Regions from separate parts of the Mus musculus genome. Here region 2 is linked to region 1. Evidence: chromatin loops called from intact Hi-C (ENCODE). Cell type or tissue: heart. All regions are shown on one strand.

Evidence for each region. A loop is a pair of places that touch in the nucleus more often than their neighbours do. Peaks named below come from ENCODE experiments on the same cell type or tissue, not always from the same donor. Only the 100,000 strongest peaks of a DNase experiment are listed, where the experiment ranks them.
Region 2: a loop joins it to region 1, with 2.4 times the contacts of the local background. A loop is called at or near these places in 2 of 42 quality-filtered maps.

Annotation. Positions count from the first base shown.
Region 1 is chr4:154,496,305-154,504,304 of GRCm38, reverse strand. All of the region lies in intron 2 of Prdm16 (PR domain containing 16), which reads left to right. Among named protein-coding and RNA genes, the nearest start is that of Gm52688, 6.6 kb to the left of the region's middle. In heart, a CTCF peak has its summit at 4,418; DNase peaks (open chromatin) are centred at 1,659, 4,354 and 7,114; H3K4me3 peaks cover 697 bases; H3K27ac peaks cover 6,805 bases; H3K27me3 peaks cover 1,154 bases.
Region 2 is chr4:154,398,057-154,406,056 of GRCm38, reverse strand. All of the region lies in intron 3 of Prdm16 (PR domain containing 16), which reads left to right. Among named protein-coding and RNA genes, the nearest start is that of Arhgef16, 100 kb to the right of the region's middle. In heart, no CTCF peak of the experiment used is centred here; no DNase peak of the experiment used is centred here; H3K27ac peaks cover 3,396 bases; H3K27me3 peaks cover 3,732 bases.

The DNA of each region.
Region 1 (8,000 bases):
AAGATCCTGGTCCATCATACCCAATGGAGACCTCCTGTACCATCCATCTTTTTTCTCCTCCTGGTCCCTTCCTGCAACCCCCCCCCCCCAGATAGGTAGCTGAAAACCCACCTACCTCTCTTCTCTCCAGTAACTGGCTGTAGCCACCTTTAATTTAGCTAATAGTTTTAAATTGGGGATCAAGGTTTGTACAACTAAAGCTGGTGGTGTACATGAGAATCTGCTGTCTTGGGGCAGACAGGTCATGGGTATTAGCACTTGACTACATAGCAGCTGCAGACCAACCCCCAAAAGCATCTCCGGTGAAAATGTAAATAGGAAAGAGAGGGTGAGATGAACTGAATCCTGCTCGGCACGCTAGTCCACTGGCACAGCCTACAAGTTCTATGCATTGGCAGATAGGATCCTTAGAATCTTGTCAGGAAGTCTGGCAGGCCCCATCCACAGGACGAGGTCCATCAGTTTCCGAAAAGCAGAGCCTCTTGGGAACGGGGCCGTTCTGTATTCAGACCCCAGAGCAGGAACGGGCACATTGGAGGAGGTGTGTATGGGGCTGAAGAAGACCAAGGCCTTGGGCAGGGCCACCCTGCTGGATCATTCTAGCAAGATGGCAGCTCCACCCGTCCTCTACCAGCTGAGCAGATGCCTGACAGGCAGGTGGGCATCGGCCCAAGGACCCCCCACCCTGGCACTGTTTTCCGTGGACCTGTTGAGTCACCCGTCCATCAGAGCTGGTGGCTCTGAGGCCACACGTCCCCCCTGTCCTTTCCCACTGGGCTTGGAGGGCAGCTGAGGGCTTCTCCCTGCCAGCCCCTGCCCTCCTCCTCGGATGCCCTCAGGTCCCGATTCCCCCTCGGCTCTCACAAATTCTGCCCGTGTCCGCACCCTCATTAATCAATGTCAGCGCGGCGTCGGCAACAAGGGCCGTATTCTTCCTCGGCCCCTCAGCCTCTTACATCCCATTGTTCTGGGCCGATTCAGATGGCAAAAAACAGCCTATGCAGCACATAAAAGAGATGAAGCAAAAATGAAAGGAATCGAGGGAGAAAAAAGAGGAGGCATTTTCCCCCTGAAACACTCGAATAAATACTCGGCAATGATAATTTAAATTATTCATACATTTATGAAAACATCCATTGAGTGCCGAAGTGTGTGATGCTCTTTGTCTCTGTCTCTTGTCTCTTGTTTGGGATTAATCTTTACTGTAACTCGGGCTGGCCGTGCCCCCCTTACAAAGGCCACACTTTCTTTCCATGGGAAAAAAATGTGTCCGCATATCACAGAGAAATGTTGGGGGAGAGAAATTTGTGCTGATGTGGCAGTTGCCAGGCCCTGGAGATGTAGGACGAGCCATGTCCAAATAGTGTCCCACCAACAAGAAAGGGCCGCGCAGTTCTCACGTTGTTGCCGCCGCCGACGCAGTGGTGACATCCGTGCCTTGGGGCTGGGCAGATGCAGAGCCGCGGCAGAGAGGAGTTCCACAGAGCATGCGTACCTCTAGCCCTGGCCCTGTACACCCCCACTGCCCCACCCTGCCTCACCCCACCCCCCGCCTCCAAGAAGGCGCTGCAAAGACTGCCCTGTGCAGCCTGCCTGGGAAGGATGGTTCAGGCATGTTCCATCAGGGTCCAGGAGCTGACAGGCTTTGGAGATATCTGAAGTGGTTCTTGCTGGCAAGCTGCTGCAGGCAGACTGTGTCCTATAGCAGGTGAAGGGGAGGGTTGAACCTTCCTAAACCTGGAGGAGCCACTGCCCTTTGATCCCTCACAAAATGGAAGTCAGCTCCGAACCCAGAAGCCAGAGACATTTAAACTGTTTAATAGCACAGAAAGTGGGACTTCACCAGGGGCCAGCAGCAGCACTGAGAACTGTGGAGGACAGAGCCTTGCTCGTCACCCCTCCATCACACTTCAGTCCTTACCCCCTTCTCCTCTGTCTCCCAGCCCCATCCACGCCTTTCCAGGGCTATGGCCAACCACAGTTGGGCTCAGGCAAGGCTTGCTCCTGTGATTAATCTCAAAGTCTGTTGCTGTTCCTGTGGCAGTGTTGTCAGGGCAGAGGAGAGACACCCGCACCTGAGCCAGTAATGTCACCCCTCCGATGGCCTCCTTTCCAAGAGTCTTGATCAGTGTTGTGGTATTTTTGAAGCTCATTCCAAAATGGGATTTCAAAAGCTTCAGTACAGTATCTCCAACACTCTCTTCCACAAGGAAGCTGGGCTTCTCCATTCTCAACTAACCAGCGGTGGTTGCTTCCTGCTGGAAATGGCCCAGGATGGCCTGGCCTTTGGAGCTGCCCTGCCAGATCATCAGCGAGGAGTTCAGGATTTGGTGAGCAATAGAGATGAGCTGGCTTGCGGGGTGGGGGTGGGGACCTGTTCAGTGACCATGGCATTTGCCTGGTACCCCATCCTCATCCAGACTTATTTGGTCTGGAATAGAAACAGGACCCCAAGGGAACAGCCCTCTAATGCAGGATTTATGGTCTCTCTGGCTCAGGCCAGGTCAGAACCAGAAAAGAAAAGCATTCTTTTCACTTCTTACTTTGGATCAAAATGAAGCTTAGGAGCCCCAGGAAATGGAATCCAGCCCCCTCTGAACCTGGCGACTTGCACAGTTTGCATTAGCTCCAGTTCACGGGTCAAAAGAGGGGTGCTCCAGCCCAAAGCAGAAAAAAACTTGTGACTCTAGGGCAAGATACCCCCACTGAAGTCTCTCATTGGCCCCAGGCTGCTGCTGCCCAGCCAGAAATCCTGGAAGGAGCAGCCTGGCTTCTTGTGACCTCTGCCGGCTGATGCCTAAAACTGTGGTGCATCAAGGGTGCTACCTGCACTCTGCCCCGCACCACCACCACCCTGCCGCCAAAATGAGTTCTGGGAATGCCCCCATCTCTTCAGCCTTCTCTCCTCTGTTACTGATGTTGAGGTCTTGGACAATAGTCAAGTGCTAGGCAGAGGGCATCCTTCACCCGTCATTTATGAGAGGGATGACCTCAGCGCTGTCACCTCTCCTCAGCCATTTCTGAGAAGACACCATTGTCACACCCAAGTGAGGAAGACTTGGCCACTCACAGAGGGCCTCAGTAGCCTCAACACAGATGGGGGGGGGCAGCCACTGGCTCCCAGCAGGGAGTGCAGGACAGTCTTCCTTCCTCTCTGGTTGATACTTTTTCCTCTCTTGTGGAGGGTTCCCCACGGCCTTTCATCCGGATTTCATATTCGCATAAAGACATCAAGAAAAGATTCTAACAGAAAGAATTATTAGGCACGGCTGTCAAAAGCTTTATCAGGGAAGGAGGAGGCTCAGTAACCCTTTGTGTGCTGGCCTGCAGCCTGGAATTCCTGATCAGCCCCTAGACATGGAGGGCAGGGTCTGTACATAGGGATGATCAGTCACACTCGTGGGCTCCGGCACTCAATTGGCCATGTACTCACATGCACACATGCGCCCACATGGGTGGACACGATGGACCTGTTTATTAGCAGACTTCTGAGATGTAGCTCTCCGGGTTTGGGTCCAGGCAGCCCTCCTAGATAATGGTTTTGGCTCCTCCGTCTGTTTCTCTTTGTTCTCCTTAAAGGACCGTGTTCATCTGCTCTCTAGACTGGGTGTCTTCACACTCTTCTCATGGGTTGGGGGGTCTCTGTACCTTGGAACTAAGATGGAGCCAGACTAGGGATGTATTCTACCCTGGACACACATTGGGCAGCATGGGTGCAGGGCAGACATCCCACACGCTACTCTGGAAGTCTCTTTACCCCCCTCCACTTCCACCCCACCCCCGGCTCTTGGGAAGATGTGTTCTGTGCTCAGGAAGGCATTAGCTACTGTGGGTCTCTCTCCTGTTTTCAGCTTCTGTTTTTCTGGTGAAGAACTTCCTCACCGGCTTGCCCCAGAAAGCTTTGCCACCTGCTGGACCCCAGTCGTTCCTCAAAGTACAGAATGGGCCTCCAGACGAAGCGTCCTGGGGACATGGGGATATTCCGCTGGTTGAGCAATAGCTTCTGGGGCTAGAACAGGGAATATCTCTGCACTGTTAACAGAAGGCCCCTCCACATTTGTAGCAAGGGGCCCCCCGGCTCCGGGGTGCACAGCGCCTTGGGATGTGTTTTCTACGCAGCCTCCCTGTGCACAGAAACCGAAAACCGCATGCCGACAAACAGCTCCCTCGGCAAACGTTTTTATTTCCAATTAGCAAAAGAAAAATTGCTAATTTGCTGTAGTTGGACCGGGCTGACGTCTCAATCTGCGGAGTGTCAGAGCAGTGAAAGAAAATGCTTCACACTGTGCTGGCGAGAGCCAGCAGCTCTAAGAGGGTCAGGGCAGCGGGCCCAGAAACCAGATTGACTGGCCACAGCGCTAAATTACTCACACAAGACACACATTGTCTGCCGTGCCAGCTCCCGGAGGACCTGCTTTCTCATTCTCTCCCCTTGGAGTGCAGTGGAGCTGGGCGGGGGAAGGGTCCAGCGTGGGAGGAGAGGGCCGGGGCCAGGCAGTGAGCCTTTGGGAGGGTGGAATCGTCTTCAGAAAGGAGCTGGCAGAAGCGGGTTAATGATTTACCCTGGCTGGTCCACATCAGTTGGGAACTGAACGGTAAAATCCCCCAAGCCCAGCCATAGCTTTGCCCCCTGAGATCAGGGTAGATAATGTCTCAAGGCTGACAGGGGACCGGGGTCGGGTGGGCGGGACATCCAGCAGGGAATTTGGAGTCTCTTTTTCTGACCTGGAGGACCTCACTCCCCTGGAAGTCTAGGCAATATCTTTCCCAGTCTGGGATTCACAGACAGGGCTATGCCTGCTTCTCGGGTTCCTCCAGTCATGGTATCTTCTTCGCAGAGTTTGGGTGGAATAAAGACCAGGAACCACTGGAGTCTCTCTCCCCTGGGGGACAGTGAGGCGGTCGTAGGGCCACAGATGTTTGTCACTCACGTAATAATGAACCTCCACACTGACCACACAACCCCTGCCAGCAGAGGCCTCCTGGGCTCTCACAGGACCTAGACAGCGTTGCCCACGGCTCCAGACAGAGGACATCCATTACATGCCCACACCAGCCTTGATAAAAGCATCCGTTCTCCCTGCTCGGCCCACACCGTCTGTCCTCCTGTATGCGACACCTCCTTCCGCATGTCTCTGTGGGTCTCAAGCCCACCCACCTCACAGGCCTGTTCCAAAAGGAGATTCCAATGCCAGGAACCACAGACTGTCTCACTATTCCAGGCAGCCAGGCAGCCCCGGGACTGCCCCAGGACTGACCCGTGCAGACTTATCCTGGGGAGATGCGCCTGGCCTCTTTCACCTCCATGTAGCTTGCACCCCCGACCAAGCAAGACCAGGGTAAAGGAGAAAGCAGCCGGGTGCAGGAGTGTGAGACCTCACTGGCTCTCAGGTCCTGGTGCGTATCTGTAATGACTGGGGTTCCCTTCCACAAACAGCACAGGGAAGGTGACCTCTCTAGAGTACTTGACCCAACTGGAAGAAGTCCCCAGTTCCCTTCCCTATCCCCTGGTGACATCTTTGTGTTGAAACCACTTTAGGTGTGCAGCCTGCTCACTCCTTGGAGGGTCTTGTGCACAGAGATGTTATCTGTGGAGTCCTAGTCAAGGGTGTCAAGAGGAGCTGAGCTGAGCCCAGCCCAGCTCTGAGAAAAACAATACCACAAGAACAAAGATACATCTGCCACTGGCACACAGCTTCAAGTGTTCCTAAGCCCAGCACATCCTGTCTGGGGAGCACATGCCATTACCCAGCCCAAGAGGATTCTTGAGACAGAGGCTGTGCCCTGGCATCAGAGCTGCCCACCGCTGATGCCTGGTTTAGAGCTGTCATCTGCAACTCTCGAGTAAAGTGATCCTGGAGAACTGGTGTTCAGCGAGGGCCTCAGAAGGGCCCACTGCTTTGCTCTAGTCTTAAGGGAAACAGACACTTCACTGGGAAAGCCCAGGGATGGATGTACTTGGGCCCTCTGGTAACAGGCAGAGCTCCCTGCTGTGTGTCTTCGAACAGTCACCTGGCCTCTCTGAGCTTCTGAATCACAATGTAAGGGACACACTCAAACCAGATAATGTATGTGGGACCCTTTTATTTATTTTTTTAACACAAGATGTAAAGAATGGCCTGGGTGTGTTGTCTTTGTGCAAGTAGAGAGGGAATGCCTACAGCTGTATTGTTGGAGAATCCTTTGTCCTGAATGGATGCAGTCTATAAGTACTATATTTTCTTCAGTAAAAATAAAGAGTTACTGCCGAGGCCATCAATCACAGAGAGACATGCAGCACTGTTCCCAAGCCAGTGAGGGCAGGACAGGCATTTGGAATTTGTCCCTTTCTCCTTGGCTCCCTTTCCTGTCTGGCTTTGAGCTATCCAGAGCGTGAGTGTGCCGGACACATGCACACAGACACATGTGCATGTAGGTATGGCATGTGTGACCTGCATGACCTCACATGCACATATGCCACCCCCCCCCCACACACACACATAAACATACATGTGTGTGGTGGGTATGGGTTCCCACCAAGGAGAACATACTCATAGCCCAGAGCACAGAACTACAGATCTCCAGTGGCAGCACTCAGACTGGGCATGGAGGCATGCCCGTGGGAAGGAGGAGCCTTAGCAGGTGCCTAGCAGGGTTGGCCTCAGCAGCAGGTGTCCTGACCTTGAGCTCAGGTTCCCTCCCACTCAGCCTCCTACACCCAAAGCAAAGAGAGCCAGGCTGACCCCACCCCCTCCCCAGGTAGGAAAGCCAATAACAATAGGCAAGATGCCCCTAGCTGCTGGCTGCTGCTTGGGAGGCCTAGGCTGTGGGATGTGGGTTTTTTCCCCCATCATTCTGAGCAGGAAGGAACCAAGCAGACCTAACAGCCCTGAGTTCCTGCATATCCTTTCCCCTGCATCTGAGGGATGAGGGTTATCAGACCAACTGTCCCACCTTTGCTCCCTGAGGAAAACTGTCTGTGGCCTCCAGCAAGCTTCAAGTGTTATACCCCACTGGGCTCTGCCCAGAGATGGGCCTGGCACGCTCTGGGCCCTGCCCATGAGGCCTTGCTCACTAGCTACTGTTCAGGGCCTGTGTTCTGTCCTGGCTGCGCTCCAGAACTGCTGGCGGCTTGGCCCAGGCAGAGCCCAGAACATGACCTCTGGCAGTGGGCGGGGCCTCGGTCCTTTGCAGAGCCCTGCCTGTTTCCCACGTGCTGCTTGGGCTGGAGACCAGCGCTCCTGCCCTTGGAGTTGTGGCTGAGTTAGAGCTCAGCTGGTCCCTTCCTGCCTCTATGAAAATGATTAGATTTTCAAACTCTAAAGCTGATATGCTTTGGGTTTAGGTGGCCCATCCGTGTGCTCTAACTCTCGATTGCAGAGCAGTAGAATCTGGCTATGTGAGCTAGCGGTAGTCCTGTCCTCACCATACCCCAAACCAGGTCTTCAGAGGGTCCCATGAAACCAGAGTGGCCCTGCTTCAACCTTAACCAAAAGTCTCTCTCTGCTATTAAGAAATTATCAAATGAGTACAACCTGGACCCATTTTGAGACGGGTACAGTTAACCACAGTGTTGATTACAGGGGCACTATCGATTTTTGAGGTGAGCAAACATTTTCCGAGTTTATAACACCTGTTATCTTCTGACTAATAAGAGCTGTGCTGTGAGCCGAAGTTCATCTTTTGTCTGGGAAGTTCCTGGGCTCAGAATGCCTTGCACACCCTACATGGGTGTGCTAGGGTCATACACAAACACAGATCTCTCCACATGTCTAGGTGAAGAGAGACTTTTTGGAAATCACAGTGTGACAAAGAGTTGGAGGCAATGCCTCAGTCGATCAAACATAAGGACCTGGGTTCAATTTCCCTGGAATCCATTTAAAGAAATAAAAATAAAAAGCAAGACACCCTTATCTTGATGCTGGGGAGACAGAGACAGGCCAATCCCTAGGGCTTATTAGCCAATCAGCCTTGCCTACTTAGTGAGCTTCAAGAGACCCCATGTCACATGCACACCCACA
Region 2 (8,000 bases), 98 kb after region 1:
ACTGATGTTTCTTTGTGTTAGGACCTTTCTGAATTAGATACTTTGCATCACACAACTAACTGCCATCAGCTACTGTTACACTGTTGCAGCTGAGCATCAGTCAGACATTACTGTTCATTTTCAATCAGCCACCTTCTCTCCCACCCTTCCCCACTTCAGCAACCACTGGCTACTGAACAGAAGCTGGTTGTAGCTTCTCCATGTGAACAAAAGATTCAGTCTTTGTCTTTCCGTGCTCAGCTCACTTAACATGGTTTGTTCTGTGCTTGTCCGTGTCCCTGCACGTGACAGAGCTTCTTATCTTCCTATTTTTCTTTTCCTTTTGTTTTTGTTTTTGTTTTTTGTTTTGTCCAGACAAGGAGGTTTCTTTGTTGCTCTGGATATCTTGGAACTCACTCTGTAGACCACCAGGCTGGCTCGGAACTAACAGAGATCCACCTGCCTTTGCCTCCCAAGTGCTGGGATTAAAGGTGTGCCTAGCTAGAGCTTCATCTCTTTACTGCTAAATTATGCTGTGTGGATTAATGTGGGTGCATATATATGTATGTGCGTGCACCAATCAGAGGTTAGCCTCAGGTGTCCTTCCTCGGGATGCTGTTCTTGTTTTTTGAGAACAGGCTGCTCTCATTTGCCTGGAGCTGAGGCCGAGAATCTGCCTATCCCTGCCTTTCTAGTACTGGTGCGTCGGGCACATGCCGCAGTGCCCGGCTTTTTTATATAGATTCTGAAGACCAACCTCAGGTCCTCACGCTTGCAAGGCACACATTTTACTGTCTCCGCCACCCCAAGCTGAATGTTGTATCACACACATCCCACTCTCCCCACTGATCTTTCAGTGGCCACCTCCCTGACATGACCACAGTCCTCAAGAGCAATGGTAAAGCAGACATGGGCAGCAGGTGTCTCTTTGATGTATGGATGTCTGTGCCTTTGCATGCATGCCCAACAGTGAGATTGCTGGCCTGTAAATAGTTCCCGTCTTACTGTTTTCATAATGGCCGTGCCATCTAAGCTCCCATCAGCACAGTGAGTCTTTTCTCTCTACATCTTTAGCAACAGTTGCTAATATCTGACCTGTTGATAATGGTCATTCTAGGTGGAGTGAGGCAGTCTCTCGGGGTGGCTTCATTTGTACTTCCTGGATGGTTGGTGATGTTGAACACTTTTTACACGCGTCTTGGCCATTTAGATATCTTCTTTTGAAAAATGTCTCTTCGGATCATTTGCCCGTCTTTGGATCCAGTTTCTGGGTCTGGCTGGGTTTGGGTTCTTATGTGTTCTTCGTATTACTTGATGGGTGGAGTCTCTTCCACCCCACAGGCTCTCTTTGCTCTGTTCCTTTGGTTGCTGTTCAGGTTCCTCTTTTAACTGGAGATGACCCTGTTCATCATCTGTTGCTTTTCATTGCCTGTGCTTCTGGGGGGTCACATATAAAGGCTTTTCAGGATTCACCTTCAGTTCCTTTATTGTTATTTGCCTTTGTGTTTTGACTTTATATCATTCCCCTCTACGAATCCGTTCTGACGTTTTCTTGGTGGAATCTCTCAGGTTTCTCTGGGAATGTATCATCTGTTCATTGCAACACCAGGGATTCTTCTGTGCTTTCTTCTAGTACTTCTGCACTTTTCAGCTCTTGTGTTTAAGTCTGTGACCTATTGTCAATTGTCCTATAAGTGAGGAGAGATCAGAGTCTCCTCTGTTATGGATACTCCCTTTCCCCACAACCATTTATAGAATAGACTGGCATCTCCAATATATGTTCATGTGTCTTTGTCAAAAATCAGTTCTCTATGGCTAGAGATACAGTTCAGTTGGTGCAGTGCTTGTATAGCACGCTTGGGATTGGAGGCCCAGCACTACTAAAACTAGGTGCGGTGGATTCCATGCCTCTAATCCCAGCACTCTGGAGGTAGCGGCAGGAGGATCCAGAATTCAAAGTCGTCCTCAGCTACACAGCAAGTACAAGGCAAGCCTAAGATGCATGAGAACATAGAGCTTATGTTCAAACCAAACCAACCAACAGACAAAAAGCAAAAACATCCTCTAAGTTGGCTATAAAGACATGCATTTATTTCTGGATTTTTCAGTCCTGTTCCATTAGACTCTATTTGTTCTTATGCAAGTGTGTTTGGGGCTTTAGTTTCTGAAGTGGGGTTTGCAGTCAGGTACTATGATGGATGCCTCCGCTTTGTTCTCTTTGCTCAGGGTAGTTCTGGGTGTTTGGGGGTCTTTATGGATACGTTAGAATTTTAGGAGTGTTAATCGTATGTTTGTGGCACATGCGTTAGTGGTTTTGGTAAGAATTGCACTGAGTCAGTAGGCTGCTTTCAGTAGTGTGAACACTTAACATTGCTGATCTTTCAAATCCACAACCATAGGGCACCCCCTCCCCCCGGTGTTTTATAATTGTCATTATATAGATACCTCACTTCCTTGATTAAATGTATTTCTGGGTATTTAGTTGTAGCCATTACAAGTGGGATTTCCCTCTTGACCTGCAGGTTGTTACTGGTGTATAGAAACACCACTGACCATCATGTGATGGTTTTATATCAAATGACTTTACTAAATTTATCAGCTAATGACTCTACAAATTTTTCTATAGGTTTTGGTGCTTTTTGGGCATCTCTAGGTTTCTTTGTAATAGAATCATAACATGTGCAAGCAGGGCTGTTTGACTCCTTGTTCCAGCTTGGATGGCCTCACTTTAAAAAAAAAAAAAAAAACCTAACTGGCTGGGCTAGGACTTCCAGGATCATCATTTCTATGAGAAAAGTCCTCTTTACCTGAGGCCTCCATGGAGGACAGCTAAGGGAGACCAGCCGACATAGCAAAGAAGAATGGTTGGCTGGACTCTGTTAGCTTGGGCAGAGCTGTGCACACACGGAGCAGGCCTCTCACTCACTCACTCGGCACTGACTTGGCTGTGTGTAAACTCCCTGCAGTTTGCATCTTTTCTCTCAAGCCTGGGGATTCCAAGAGACAATGGGACACAATTTCTCACTGATTCCGTGTCTGTCCCCATCACCCTGGCAACCTAGAGCCCCACACCCTGGAAAACATGCTAGAGAGAAAGAAGGGGGGAAAAACCCAAATGCATATGTCCTAGCCCCCTTACAAGCTGACATGCGTGTGCACAGAGTTATATATGCCTTTGTGTGTACCCATGTACACACTAGAAAAACATCCCACTTAGCGAGGGTGGCTTGGTTAAGAAAATCAAACAGAGCTGAATTCTCTCTGGGGTTAAAGGTGGCTCCTGAGGGAGAGAATAGAAAGCTGACCTTAAAGGAAGAAAAGCAAGCTCGGCCAGCTGCCAGGAGGTGAGAGCTTCCTTCCAAACCTAGCCAGAAGCTCGCCTGACTCACAAGTGGACAGACCAGAGGAGACCCCTGGATATTTAGCCTTCAGTGTCATCATCAACACACTCCAAAATGCCCAGTTCAGCCCAGATACCTAAACAGCAAACCAAGAATCAGGGATGCAGTAGGTACTCCTTGCTCTGACCCAATTGCTGACTTCAGTTCTCTTTCAGAGTTAGAGAGTGGGCTGTCCCATCTGTCCATGGAGTTTCCTGGCTCTATCTCTTGAAGACACAGACCAGCGCAGCAGAGGCAGCCTTGTTGGGGGAGGGGCATGCCCCTAGAGATGTCAAGATGCCCAGGGCAGGAGGCGGTTGAGTGTCTCCAGAATTTACCTGTGGATACCACTAGACCAGAAGGACTCAGTGTGGGTAGGATGAGAATCCTCTCTAGACAGAGGTCACTGCAACATACGAGCTGAGTCCTGTTTTCCTTGAGGCTGTGGTATTTTGCCAAACTGACTGTGATTGAGAGCAGTTGAAAAGTCCAGAGGGAACAGTAGCCAAACCATTTCTCCCCCCGGTTGTGGGACTGTGCCAGCCTCTCCAAACCTGGCATGTATCACCGATTCCTTTATGAGAATACTAGGAAGTCCCTGGCTGCTGGCGTGCAGGTCAAATAGAAGTGGTGTGGAGCCTTATCTCTTTGGTAGGATTATAATTTCAAGGCTGTTAATGGGGAGTTTCTGAGCCCTCAGCTAGGTAGGGGTATCCTGGTCTCTATCCCCATGGCACATTCTGTGGAATGTCACCTAGATGAAACATAGCTTCCACTCACTCTTTAAAGACAGCTGTGCCAGCCAGCCTTGCCATCCCCAGGTCCTGCCCAGGATAGGATGGAGGTTAGCTTCAGCACATTAGTGATGGACAGGTGGACAGGCACCACTGACAGACTGACAGACACAGGCCTAGGAATGTTGAGAGTGGAGTGGGAAGGATGTGAGTCTCCACCCGGTGACCCTCCGGTGGCATCTTGGGAGAAGCACTCTTTGAATAAACATTGAAAAAAAAAAAAAATCAAGGCCTTGGGCAGCAGGCCAGACAGAGTGTAGGAGGCATTGCTGAGGGACTCCCACCTTCCCAGTGTCTCCTGCTAAGGCAGGGAGGACCAGCTGCAGAGGGGAGGCCAGAGCTCTACAGAACTGTACAAAGAACACAGCAGCAAACTCCCACCCACCCCCATACCGCTGCTTCCACAGTGCAAGAGGAAGGAGCAATCCATCTGCTGCAGCTCGGCGGTGGGAACAGCTACCTCAGTCTCTCAGGATGATGAGACTTGTGTGGACCAGATGGACACCCCATTAGGCAGGCTGGGGCCCTAGGGTCCTGGAACAATCTTCCCTCTTCAGGATTCTCTGTGAAATGCCTGTGGAATTTTGGTCCACAGTGATACCCCATGCTTCCCCAGGGTTAAGAAGTCCACCCTCTGGAATCCGTTGTCCAATGGCCTTGTCGGTGGTGAATGACCCCATTTTTTTCCTGGTAGAGTACTTGGTGGGGGGCCATGTCTGGGTCCTAGAGCATCTGGCAGGATAGCTGAGTTCTTATGGGGTCCCGCCCATGCAGTATCCCAAGCTTCCACCTGGCTCCTCATGAGGCCAGGAGAGGGGTGCAGGCAGCTGCCTCTCTCCCCGTGCCCCTCCCGAAATGGTATTGGGGTGAATGGTGACAGAGGAGGCACACGCACGCCTGATCGCCCTCCTAGGAGGTGGGCGTCACAAAGCCGATCGACGCCCGCGAGCTTGCTGCTCCTAGAGGGCCCGTGTTATGGATCAGCGCATCTGGGGGCTCTAAAACACTCCCAGGGAAATAAAACAATTATTTTTGACAACCCACATCAATACCATCTACATTTCCGTCCCCTCACGGCACCCCTCCCCCAACAAGGCTGCCTCTTCTGCACTGGCCTGTGTCTTCAGGAAATAGAGCCAGGAAACCCCATACTCCAATTGTTAGCTCCATTGATCTCATTGGGGGCCTGAAAATTCAGCAGAGAGCACAGTGTTAAATTATTAACTAAATGTTTCCACTCGCCGGGGACATGCTTCATAAAGATCATCCAGAGGAACAACGGCCTATTTATGAAATTAACAGCTGGAGGGGTTGGCGGGATAGGGGGCAGAAGTCACTGCATGGCCAATGAAGGCAGCACTGTACCCCCCCCCGGAAGAAATGAGGCAAAGCTGAGCCCTGGGGGTGCCGTGCTTTGGGAGAGAGGAGCTGTCTGAGGGCTGCCATGGATGATGTAAGCCACCTGTCTGTTAGCTTCAGGTCTGTTAGCACCTTTCAGCAGGACAGTGGTGAGCCAAGGCTTCAGGTTGGGACGTGGGACATGTCCCACTGTGTAACCAGTAAGCTACAGCTTCCACCTGGCTGATATGGGATGGACACCCAGCAAGGGCTAAGTCAACTGTCACAGCCACGGTGTCTGGCAGGGTGTGACAAACCATTTTTCTTAGCAGGGTTCCCACCCCAGTTGACAGGTAGGATCTCAGAGGTGTTGGTAGGCCCAGCCAAGCCACACACTGGGCATACAGACCAGGGCTGGAGTCTTGCAGGCAACGCACAAGGCTGTTCCCTCTGGAGCTTCCAGTAGAGAGGACATAGATGACACTCAGGATCTGTGCCTGAGATGAACAGTCAGAGGGCCTAGCGGACCCAGGTCAGCTGGTGCGGCCTGCCATGGGAGCCAGGTAACTGAGATGCCCAGCATCTCAACACACGTGCCTCAAACCAGAGACTAGATATGCCGTAATGAAGGTCCCAAGAGTGTCTCGCTGGTCTCCGATCCTGCCAGCTTGCCCGGCACAAGGCGTGGAGAAGCCATGACACAGCAGCCTCCAGAAGGGCAGCTCACCCCACCCCCACCCACCACGCTGCCCACAGCCTTTCCGTCAAACCCCGAGGCAGTCTTGCAGTCCCTTTTAGTCCATTCCAAGTTTCTGGAGAGCAAGAATGTTGCCTGGGAAAACCTCACCAGTGCAAGCAGGAACAGTCAGGGCCACAATCTAGGGTTACCAATGCATCCATCGGTTCTCTGCCTGCAGGGAGGGCAGCAGGAGGGTGTGTGTCTGGGCTGGGTCTGTTACAGCAAAGTGGGCGACTCCATCAGAGAGAGGAGCTACTGAGAAAAACAAGTCAGAAGGCATTTCCATAGCTCTGGACTCTTGAGACCCTAGAGGGGTCTCACCTGCTTCTGACCTTCACACAGACTTCCATGGTCTGAGCACCCACTACAGTGACGTCTGCAGTCTGTCTGAGTTGGTGTGCACATCTTGTTCAGCTTTTATTGCAGAGTTGTAGTACCCATCCTTGCTATGAACTGGCCACAAGCTGTTATTCAGCATCGCAGGAATGAACATTCTGGATCGTTTCCCATTTAGGCAAAATATAAAATTCCTGCTATCCTTTTAGGAGCCTAAGCTGTATTATTATCATTATTATTATTTTATTATTATGTGAATTAGGAGTGATGTTGTTGAATGTGGAAGGCATGGTTGTTCCCCAGCACCATGCTCCTTCAGAGTTCCAGTTGCTTCTGCCCTAGCGGACAGCCTGTGTTCCCCATCATTTCAATGTCAACTGTTGCAGTGGGTATGATGTAACATCTCACGCAGGTGTGGTATGCATGTCCCTGGTGGCTGATGTGTACCTGTGTGCCTACTACCCTCTGGCATGACTGCTCTTATGACGTGTTTGCTCCAGGTTTTCATACACTTTGCAATTGGGTTGTTGGCCTTTTACTGTTGTTGTTGTTGTTGTTATATAGGGTGTCACTATGTAGCTCTGACTAGCCTGGAACTCTTTATACAGACCAGGCTGGCCTTGAACTCATGGAGATCCACCTGTCTCTGCCTCCTGTGTGCTGGGATTAAAGGAATGCATCACCAAGCCTGGATGCTTTTACATCTTATACCTATAGTATAAATACAACTACCTGGTGACTCTCCATATTGCAATAATTTTCTCCTGTTTTTTTCAAGACTGGGTTTCTCTCTATAGCCCTGGCTGTCCTGGAACTCACTCTGTAGGCCAGGCTCGCCTTGAAATCAGAGATCTACCTGCCTCTGCCTCCTGAGTGCTGGGATTAAAGCCTGTGGTTTGCTACCTTGTTTCCTTAACTGGGTCTTTTGTTCTCTCTGGATTCCTTACCTCTTCAGCCAGCATCTCTTCCTTTTGTAACTATGCCTAGCCTCTGAAACCCTAGCTACACATCCCCCAGATACAGGTCATGGGGGCTCTGTCCACTTTGTCTCAGTATTTCCTGGGTGATTCCAGTGGACCTCTCCTGAGGGCCACTCTCCTTTGTCTCCCATCTCCATCTTACTGTTAAAAAGCCTAGTTGGGTACTTGCTGATTTCATGCAAGGTCCTATTCAGTTTTAGAATCAAGTTTGTTTCTTAGCTCTTGTCTCTGCTGGTGTTTTCAGTGTGTTTTATTTCTTTTTTAAAATTTATTTAATTGTATGTGCATTGATGTGAAGGTGTCATATTCCTTGGAACTGGAGTTACAGACAGTTGTGAGCTGCCATATGGGTGCCAGGAATTGAACCCATGTCTTTTGGAAGAGCAGGCAGTGCTCTTAACCATTGAGCCATCTCTCCAGCCCCTCTCCAGCCCCATGTTTTGTTTCTTATGAT